Linked DNA regions of Homo sapiens: region 2 is linked to region 1. Evidence: chromatin contacts called from ENCODE Hi-C or POLR2A ChIA-PET data. All regions are on one chromosome and are shown on one strand. The core of a region is the stretch at or near the end of the contact, and the rest is flanking DNA. Distances in the headings are between cores, read along the strand shown. Region 1 holds the start of SHCBP1 (SHC binding and spindle associated 1). Region 2 overlaps MYLK3 (myosin light chain kinase 3).

Evidence for each region. A loop is a pair of places that touch in the nucleus more often than their neighbours do. ChIA-PET counts read pairs that join two places held with the same protein, here RNA polymerase II (POLR2A). Pooled maps may share reads with other maps.
Region 2: a pooled map shows a loop between it and region 1 (2.2-fold over the local background). The contact joins the enhancer-like site here to the promoter of SHCBP1 in region 1. A Hi-C loop is called at or near these places in 1 of 50 pooled maps. POLR2A ChIA-PET finds 5 or more read pairs at or near these places in 2 of 52 experiments (OCI-LY7 and activated CD4-positive, alpha-beta T cell).

What each region holds. Positions count from the first base shown.
Region 1 is chr16:46,619,648-46,625,207 of GRCh38, reverse strand. It overlaps SHCBP1 (SHC binding and spindle associated 1), which reads left to right and starts at 3,829. Exons shown (of 13, transcript NM_024745.5): 1 at 3,829-3,951. The coding sequence starts at 3,849. It also overlaps the pseudogene RAB43P1. RefSeq lists enhancers at 3,511-4,097, 4,098-4,686.
Region 2 is chr16:46,741,189-46,745,951 of GRCh38, reverse strand. The region is part of intron 1 of MYLK3 (myosin light chain kinase 3); the gene reads left to right. Among named protein-coding and RNA genes, the nearest start is that of MYLK3, 4.8 kb to the left of the region's middle. RefSeq lists an enhancer at 2,568-2,617. Within about 2 kb of position 2,516, at least 12 of the 41 ENCODE cell types and tissues checked have a DNase peak (open chromatin) inside an H3K27ac peak, as active enhancers do; they include OCI-LY7, where a contact is called at or near this core.

The DNA of each region.
Region 1 (5,560 bases), core at 2,580-5,079:
GCCTCGCAGCCCCCTCAGCATGGGTGCCCCCAGAAGTAAGCAGCTCTTGGACCCACGAGCAGGGCTGCGTCGGTTTGTGGTCTAGCTCCCAGGGCCAGGCCAGGCATGGCTCAGTGCAGTCCCTGGGCCAGTGAGAGGCCTCCCCCATGCCTCCCTGCCCTCTGCACTAAGCACTTTCCAGGCAGGCCTGGCCATAGGGCAAGAGCAGGCCTTACAGCAGTGCCACGGTGACCCAAGAGGCAGGGTTGGGGCCTGGACAGGGCTTCCTCTGCTGAGACTGAGACAAGCAGGGCTTGATGCTGGTGGTGGAGCCAGCATCTCACCTGCCAGGCTTCCTTTTGGGCAGGGAGGCTACCTGTGGAATGGCTGAGCCTGGTTCTGCAGGGGAGGAAGGCTGCCAGGAGCTGAGGGGCTGGCACCTGCATTGAGGGGAGTCTGGGTGCATCAGATTGGGGGGCACCAGAGGCGAGGCTGCCTGGCTCCCTTTCTCAGCAGCTTTGCTTGTGGCAGGGGTGAGAGTGGAGCTGAGTGGGGTCTGGGCTCTGCCCCTGCGCCTCCACTGCAGTGCCTGGGCTCCCCTTGCAGGGCAGACAGTGCCTGGCACTGAGGGGTGCCCCCAGACCCCGCTGGGACTGGATGTGCCGTGGGCAGTGCCTTCCTCCAGCCTCACAACCTTTCTGCTGGGGCTGAAGTTTCTGGGGTCACATGGTCAGAAGGGGCTGAGCTGGTCTTTCACTGCAGGCCCACTCTGAAAGAGAAATCCCATGAAGCCTGTCCTTGCAGAGCCCCTCTGTTTTTGGGGGAACAGGGAGCATTCACAGGGTCTTGGGAACAAAGGCCTGGGCCTCCCCGTTTGAATTTCAGCCCCAGTTCCAGGGCAAGTCCCAGCCACCCAAGCATACTTACCAGTACTGCCCACCACCACCCACTGCCCACCTCTAAGAAGCCCGGCTCTCCTACTCTGCTTCCAGGCTGGGGCCTCACAGGTGGGGCTGTTACCTTCCTCAGGGCTTAGGGAGGGAGGGAGGACATGGACAGGGCCTTCCACCCTGGCTCCTTCACAGGGATGGTAGCTGACCGGTGATGGGTTCATTTGTCACCTTGGACTGTGAGCCACTTCCACTTCTCGCCCCCCAGGCAGGAGCACCCTCACTCCAAGGGCTTGGCCTGGAAAGGCAGGCTCACCTGGGACTCAACGTTCCTTCCCCCGCCGCCACTGTGCCCCCCCGTCCCTCCACCCCAGAAGCCCTGACCTCATTTGGGCACCTTGCTGTCCTCTGGGCTTCTCCTCTGCCCAGGTCACCCTGTGGCAGGCCTGGGCCCTCAGGATGTTTCAAAGGCTCCACAGCTCCACCGCTCCACCTGGCTTCACTCCAGCACCCTGTCCCTGGAGCACCTCTGTCCTGTCTGGGCCAACCTGGTCTCCCTGCCCCATGCCCTCCCCTGGCTCTTAGCAACCTGCCCTTTTATTCATGCCATTTGGGGTCACAGATGCCTAGCTGGACACAGCTCCCAGAACTGGCTCCACCCTGGGGCCTTGCCCCTAGTACCCCCTGGCAGGAGCAACCCACCCCATGGTCGAGGTTCCCCTACCCCTGGATCCTGGACTGAAGCCATTTCCTACAGAGAAGCGTTCCCACCCCCTCTCAGGCACAAAAGCCGGTGTCCAGGGACTCAAGACCTGTACCTGGGGTTGCAGGGGCTCCTGCCCTGCTGTATCCCACCAGGAGGGGGCCCCACTGCCCTTCCGGCCCTTAAAACTGGGCTGGGAGAGAAGATGGGGAAGTGTGTGAGACAAAACAAAGCCGGCTTGTTTCCTCCCCTTGGCAGGCTAAGCTCTCCCGGCAGCCCGGGCTCTGGGGCGGAAGGAGAACAGTGTCATCTCTTCCTTTGTTGATAAATTGCCAAAGAGTGGGAGCAGGTGGGGTCAGGGGCCAGAGTGCAGGGGAGGGGGCAATGGTGGAGGTGGCGGGGGGAAGCAGAGGGAGGTGGGCTGAGGCCTCGGTGGGGCCAGTGCGACGCTGGCTTAAGGAGCTGGAGGGGTTCCTAATACACATTTAATTCAGTTTCTCTTCCCTAAGAGGCTGCCGGAGTTGGGGCCTCCTCCAGCAGAGACCCTCGGACCCCTGCAGGGCCTGGACTTGGGGTGAACAGGGCTTCAGTCAGCGCAAGTATTCCATTTGCATTTGGTAATTTTTCATGCCACCTATTTATGAATATACAAATCTTTATACCAAATCTATTTTTTAAAACATGGAAAAGTTGCCTTTATGGAAACTTGGCAGAGCCAGAGTGTACACATTCCTAAACCATTAAACAGATTTCTATAACAAAAAAAAAAAAAAAATTTTGTAGAGATGGGGTTTCACCATGTTGCCTAGGCTGGTCTCAAACTCTTGGACTCAAGTGATCCGCCTGCCTCGGTCTCCTAAAGTGGTGGGATTACAGGCATGAGCCACTATGCCTAGCCTGGTTTGAGTAATATCTTGATGGTTGATGAAATATTTGATAATTGGATGAGAAGAGAACTGTGTTGTCTCCAGTGATGCTGCAAATGGGTGAGGAGAAATGCTGCCATTTGTGAGGTTTGTGGGCGGCAAGGTTGAAGAAGAGAATAATGAAAAAGCTAGCGTCATCCTCAAGGCCTGTTGATAGTCTTGATTATTGTTTTCTGTGTTTTTACCTCATGGTGCTCAATATGTATTTGTTCAGTGAGCAAATAAATGTAAGGTCAGATTCTGCAAACAAAAGTCAAAGAAATCTTACTTCCTGGAAAAGTTAGCCCAATTAAGTGCAGCTTTCCAGTCACCCCTCCTGGCTCCATTTTATTTCAGCTGTAAGGGATCCGAGAGACTTTAGCCCAAGGTGTTTCTTCAAAGCAATAAGTGGAAATGTTTCCCCACATTAAGACTGCACAGACGAACTGTCATGACCAGGCTCTTGGTCCCCTGTGGACGCATCCCACTTGGTGTCCTGGTTACCTGGGCTATCTTGGGCTGACCTCATCATTCTAGTAGTGATGGCCTGGCAGAGACATTAAAAGGCTTCTTCATGGAGTCTGGCTGGTTTCACATCCTGGCTTTGCTGGGTTAGATTGGAGAAGTGACTTAACTTCTTAGTGACTCCATTTGCTCATTTGTAAAATGGGTATAGTAATAGCTCCCGTCTCATAGGATCATTGTGAAGATTAAACAGAACAATCCAGGTAACGCATGCAGGAGGGTATCTTGCACACAATATGCAGTAAATGTTAGCCATTATGATGGAGATTATAGTTGTCTTTGATTAATGCAAATTAACAAATTTACTTACTAAATTTAATTTGACATTCTTTGAAAATATGCTCTCTCTCTCTCTCTCTCTCTCTGTGTGTGTGTGTGTGTGTGTGTGTGTATTGAAAGACAGAGAGAGACTGGTGTTTGGTGGTGAAAGTTTTGGGCCCACGTAGGCCAGCATCCTTTTCAGTTGAAGTTGTGCTTGTGGGAGGTGAAATGACTTGCCCAAGGCAATACCACTAGGAATAGCCCAGGTAAGTTTAAATACTATGTTTTTTGACTCTCAACCCAGTGACTTTTCCACTATATCTCATTTCCAGGCATTGCTGGTTCGTTTTTTTCGAAAATCATTCCAAATTATATTCCAATTCGACTTTCTTCAAGTTCATCCCAGAAAAGCAAAGGCCGGGCACTTGAACAAGAACAGCTGTCAGCCTGGGGCGAGGGGGCAGTGTTGGTGGGGGCTGGAGCGGGGCCGGACTCTAATTGGTCCACGGCCTCGGCCCGACTATCAAATCAGCAGAGCCTGCGTCATCACGTCGTTGCCTGGGCTGCCGTCCGCGGAAATTTGAAATGGCTGACGGGTCGCTGACGGGCGGCGGTCTGGAGGCAGCGGCCATGGCGCCGGAGCGCATGGGCTGGGCGGTGGAGCAGGAGCTGGCGTCTCTGGAGAAAGGTGAGCTCTCCATGCCGGGGCCGAGGAGCCGCCTCTGAGCGGAGGCCTGGGGCGTCGGGACCCTAGGAGGGCGCCTGGGTCGCGGGCCTTCCGGACCCGTCTGTCCAGGGTGGCGGGAACGGCGGTGCGCGGCCGGGACCCAGTGACGGGACCTCAAAGTCGGGCGGTACCCAGGGGTGGGGGACTCCCTCTCTTCCCTATCCGCATCTCCCACTCTCCCTGCACTCTCTGGCCTCCGCCCGCCCCGAGGTTGGAGGGAGCTGGATTGGGCCAGGAATTCCCTATCTGGATGGGTTTTGCGGGAACTGTGCATTTACTGTTGCTCAAGGGGCCATTTTTTCATCTGCATCTCAAAGGAGATCACGAACCACACTTCCCTTTTCCGAAGAAGAGAAAAGCTTGAACCCTTGGCTTAGATGGCTGTCCTGTGCACGGAGGGTAGTGACGTGTCCAAAGTGAGGAGCGCCAACTTGGGCCGGAGTCCAGAAATAGAACCGGGGTCTTCTAGTTCTCTGCCCTTTCTTCCTCCTCATAGAGTTTCATTACTATTTTTTTTTTCTGATATTTTAAGCTGGTTCATGTTTTTACGTTAACACTTTCGGTTGTATTGTGTAGCAGAGAGTCCCAACAAAGTGAGAAAACATAAGTGTGACAATTCCACTATTAACCCACCTATCCAACTGGCAAAAGTCACTTGGCTTCAGTTTTCCCATCTGGAAGACTATGCCAATGGTTGTACTTGTGGTGAAGTTGAAGTGAAATAAAGTTTTTAAAGTGGCTGCAAAAATAAATACTGCATGGCATCGCTTATATTGGGAATCTAAAAAAGAGGAAGTTTCAGAAAGAGAGTAGAGTGGTAGTTGCCAGTGGGTTGGGGGAATGGGGAGATGCTGGGCAAAGGGTCCAAAGTTTCAGTTATGCAGTGTGAATAGTTCTGGGGATCTGATGTACATACAGCATGGTGACTATAGTTAATAATACTGTATTATTATTACAGTATTAATAGGCAATGACGTGATGGTGCAATGCGACACAAATTTTGTACTTGAAATTTGCTAACAGAGTAGATCATAAGTGTTCACACCACACACACACAAAAGGTAACTATGCGAGGTGATGGAAATATTAATTCACTTTACTGTGGTAATCATTTCATAATGTATAGGTATATCAAAACATCATGTTACACACTTTATTTTTTATTTTATTTTATTTTTTTTGAGGCAGAGTCTCACTCTGTTGCCCAGGCTGGAGTGCAGTGGCACACAATGTCAGCTCACTGCAACCTCTGCCTCCCGGGTTCAAATGATTCTCCTGCCTCAGCCTCCCAAGTAGCTGGGATTATAGGCGCCCGCCACCACACCCAGCTAATTTTTGTATTTTTAGTAGAGACGGGGTTTCACCCTGTTGGCCAGGCTGGTGTCGAGCTCCTAACCTCAGGTGATCCGCCCATCTCGGCCTCCCAAAGTGCTGAGATTACAGGTGTGAGCCACCGTGCCTGGCCATCAGGTTATACACTTTAAATGTATATAACTTCTATATGTTAATTATACCTCCATAAAGCTATAAAGAATGGTGCTGGAAAAAAAAAGAATGGTGCTGAAGTACT
Region 2 (4,763 bases), core at 1,267-3,766, 120 kb before region 1:
CCATCCCCCAGGCCCCAGAACACCAATACCCTGGCCCCCTAGGCAAGCGTGGATTCTGAGTTCCTTTGAATCCTTCCAGATAGAGGCTGTGTCTACAAGCCTCTATCTGGAGCACCCTTTTGTTTGGTATCCACAGCACCCTTTTGTTTTGTTTTGTTTTTCCCACAATCTGTAGCACCAGAACTGCTTTGTTGTTTTTGTTTGTTTTTGAGACGGAGCTTCACTCTGTCACCCCTGGAGTTCAATGGCGCGATCTCGACTGACTGCAATCTCCACCTCCTGGGTTCAAGCGATTCTCCTGTCTCAGCCTCCTGAATAGCTGGGATTACAGACGCCCTCCACCATGCCCGGCTAATTTTTTTGTATTTTTAGTAGAGATGGGGTTTCACCATGTTGGCCAGGCTGGTCTTGAGCTCCTGACCTCAAGTGATCTGCCTGCTTTGGCCTCCCAAAGTGCTGGGATTACAGGTGTGAGTTACCGCTCCTGGCAGAATTGTTTTATTTTAATTCAAATGTTATTCACATTGTCCTGGCCCCGATTTCTAATTTTTTACTTAATATATTTTGGGCATTGATTGATGTTCATATCGTTATGAATATATCTGGGTACTCCCTTTGGGGGCTGTGTCTTCAGTTGTTAACCAGCCCAGATCCTCGTTTGTTTCTGTTGTTTCTTATTTTTAGCAACTATAAATAAAGATGCAGTGAATATCCATAGATGTATGTCACTGAACACAAGTGTGAGTTTATCTGCATGTTACACTCCTGGCAGTGGAAATACCAAGCCAAATGGTAAATTTATACAGATAAAGGCAAGTCAGCCTTCAAAGAAGTTACTCCAAATCAGTCTCCTACCATCAAGGTGTGGGAATGCTTTTGATTCTTTGCCTTTCTGGTGAATGAAAACGGGAAATTATTGTGCATGTTTTTTTTTTTCTCTTTTCCCCACCCACTTCCCCCTTCAGATTATTTTAAGGAAATCTGAGATGTTGGATCATTTCTTTCATAAATGTTTTAGCATTTATAGCAAAAAGATAAGGGCTCTTTTAAAAAACATAATCTTGATACTATCATCACACCTAAAAAAGTGAATAACTTTGTTTATTTATTTTTATTTAGAGACAGGGTCTTACTACATTGCCCAGGCTGGTCTTGAACTCCTGGGCTCAAGCAATCCTCCTGCCTCAGCCTCCCGAAGTGTTGGGATTATAGGCACGAGCCACTGCACTGGGCCAAATGATAACTTTTTAGTGTTACTGAAGTTCAGTGTTCAAATTTCCCTGATTATCTTATACTTTAAAAATATTTTAGGCTGGGCGAGGTGGCTCAAGCCTGTAATCCCAGCACTTTGGGAGGCCGAGGTGGGGGGATCACCTGAGGTCAGGAGTTCGAGACCAGCCTGGCCAACATGCTGAAACCCTGTCTTTAATAGAAATACAAAAATTAGCTGGGCATGGTGGCGCATACCTGTAATGCCAGCTACTTGGGAGGCTGAGGCAGGAGAATTGCTTGAACCCAGGAGGTTGGAGGTTGCAGTGAGCCAAGATTGCACCACCATACTGCAGCCTGGGCAATAAGAGCAAAAACACCATCTTAAAAAAAAAAAAAAAAAAAAAAAAAAGCTGGGTGTGGTGGCTCACGCCTGTAATTCCAGCATTTTGGGAGGCCAAGGTGGGCAGATCACGAGGTCAGGAGTTCGAGACTAGTCTGGCCAATATGGTGAAACCCCCGTCTCTACTAAAAATACAAAAATTAGCCGGGCATGGTGGCGTGCACTTGTAGTCCTAGCTACCCGGGAGGCTGAGGCAGAAGAATCACTTGAACCCGGGAGGCGGAGGTTGCAGTGAGCCAAGACTGCACCACTGCACTCCAGCCTGGGTGACAGCGAGACTCCATCTCACAAAAATAAAATAAAATAAAATTTACAGTTTATTTGTATCAGACCCAGATAAGACAATTATTTATATGTCTCTTAAAGCTAACCTTTTGAACTTATGAAAAAATTTTAGGTTTTTATTATGGAAAATTTCAAATATAACCAAAGCTAGTTTTGGTTTATGTCTCATAGTTTTGATTTATATTTATTTTACTAGAGGACTGAACATCACTCACAGGTTTGAAACCTTTTGTATTTTCTGTGAACTGCCTGCTCATATCTTTTCCCCCTCTTTCCTATTTTGTTTTTTTGCCTTTTTCTTATTGATTTGTAAGAGCACTTCATGTATTAATGAAATTAGCTGTTATACGTGTTGCATGAAGGCATTTCTGGGTAAGGGAAGTCATAGAGCTTCCTCTTTTCTGAGTTCTTGTGCCATTTCCCGTCTGTCCTGCCCCACTGGAACTTGCTAGATTTCTCCTCTGGTCCTGGCGTTTAATAAACATGTTAGGAATGTCTTTAGGTTTGGTCCAGGCTCCCCATCAGGCTGTCGGCTGCTGATTGGCCCATTGACAGGAAGCCTCTGCTTCCCTCCGTGTTCTGAGGCCAGGGCAGGTCTTGCAGGAAGGGCTCAGAGAATGAGCGGTGAACTGAGACACAGCCACAGCTGCTAAACACATCGTCAGTGCTGAACGCCGTGCATTATGGAGGCTTCTTGGGGACTGTGTTTCCTGGGAGAGTGGGGCATGGCAACCATCTGTGGAATGGAATTAAATCCTAGCAACTGGCGGTTAAATTTGAAAATTGTGCCAGGACTTTTTGAAGGTCCTCCTGAGATCTTCAGAAGTCCCCAGCAGCACTTCATTTGGTTCCAGCAGTGAATTCGATGATCCCTGGAAGCCAGGTGCGGTCTCCTGGAAAACAGCCCCAGGCATATGTGTTCAGAGGCACCAGTCTTCTAGAATGGTGTGTGAGGAAGCACAGAAACGGCAGGGACTAGAAGGCTGAGCCCTGAAGACAGCACCCAGCTGGGGGTGGGGGGTGCGTACGCATGCGCCTGCCTACCCTAAAGATAAGGGAAGGAGAGGACAGTTTGAGCCCAACAAGGTCTGCCAAAGGACAGTCTGTCCAAGTCCCTTTCTGCCAGTGGGTAAAAGAGGAGGAGGTCTGTTTCATGCCTCCAGTTCCCCCAGCTCCGGGGGCAGCAGGACAGAGCCTGCAGAAGGATAAGGGGGAGCTGTCTGCCGAGCAGGGGATCTGGGCCACATTGATGACGCTGGTGATCATGGTGACAGCGGCAGTGAGCAGTTTTGATGAAGTGCCTCCCCCACGCCGGTGCTGGGCTGTGTGTTCTCCATGTGCTATGTCCTTACTGTTCAGAGGTCAAAGCTTGGTGTCCTGGAATCGCAAAATAATGAGCAGGTAGTAACTGAGAGGAGGGGCATGATGTAGACAAACAGTGGAACCACCACCTTAGGGTTGGGGAGACATTTGGGACAGCTGTGGTGCCCTGCTTAGAGGGGACTGCCCTAGCCGAGTTTTGCCATCTTGGCCTAGAGTTGCCAGATCTTCAGGTTTTTTTCTGTGTGTGTGTGTGTGTGTGTGTGTGTGTGTGTGTGTGTGTGTGTTTTTGCTGGGATTACAGGTGCCTGTCACCACGCCTGGCTAATTTTTGTATTTTTGTAGAGACAGGGTTTCACCCTGTTGGCCAGGCTGGTCTTGAACTCCTGACCTCATGTGATACACCCTCCTCGGCCTCCCAAAGTGCTGGGATTACAGGCGTGAGCTACCACGCCCCGCCATCCTCAGATTTTTAAAGAAAAGCTGGGAACTTAGATTTTTTTTTTTCTAGTGAGTTTATTAAGGTATAGTAATTACATAATAATTATGATGGTATAATTTACATATAATAAACTGCACATACACACAAACTATGCACATTTCAAATATATAGCTCCACAAATGTTTCCATCCATGTCACCATCACCACAATAAAAATGGGAAACAATTCTGTCACCCCAAAATGGATCCTGACTGTAAAAATCTCATAGATTTTAAAAGTTGGGAATAAATTGAAAAATTTAAACCTGGGTAACAAAGTGAGTACCTTGTCTCTATAAAACAACATCAACCAACAATTAGCTGGAGGTGGTGGCACGTGCCTGTAGTCCCAGCTACTCGTGAGGCTGAGGTGAGAGGATCACTTAATCCTGGAAGGTCGAGGCTGCAGTGAGCTGGGATCCAACCACTGCACTCCAGGCTGGACAACAGAGCGAGACTCTGTCTCAAAAAAAAAAAAAAAAAATTGCAAGCCCAACAAAATATGTCCTGAGCTGTTTTTGGCCTCTGGGCTTCTAATTAAGGGCTTCTGTGGCAAGGCAGGGGAAGGCCCTGGCTGGGCCCCCAGGTGTAAGGCACTCACTGATACAGCGGCCTCTCTTGCCTTGGCCACAGAAGCCCGGAGACTGGTGAGTGCCTTATGCCTGGGGGCCCAGCAAGGCTCTGGGCTGTGGCTGGCACTGCTGCTGTAACATGTGCCAGGATTCATCTTAGGGACTTCACGGAAGGGTCCAAACCCCAGAAGCACCATGCTCTTGCAAGAGGTCAGACCATCTGGAAATATTTGCTTGAGTGTGGACTAACTAAGCATACTGATGGCTCTGGGCTGTTTTATGGGTGAAAGCATGGGCAGGCCAGGCACTGGTCTGGTGTGGACCCTTTGGATTTAAGGAAAAGCTTCTGAGAGCTTCTCTGGGCCAGTTCCTTACACTGGGCTCATTTAACACTGATAGCTCTTGGTTCCTGGCAGGACAAAATTAGCAGAGCTATTGAGCACCCACTATGTGCTGGGCACACTTCTAGGACATTTGCACATTACTCCCAAATC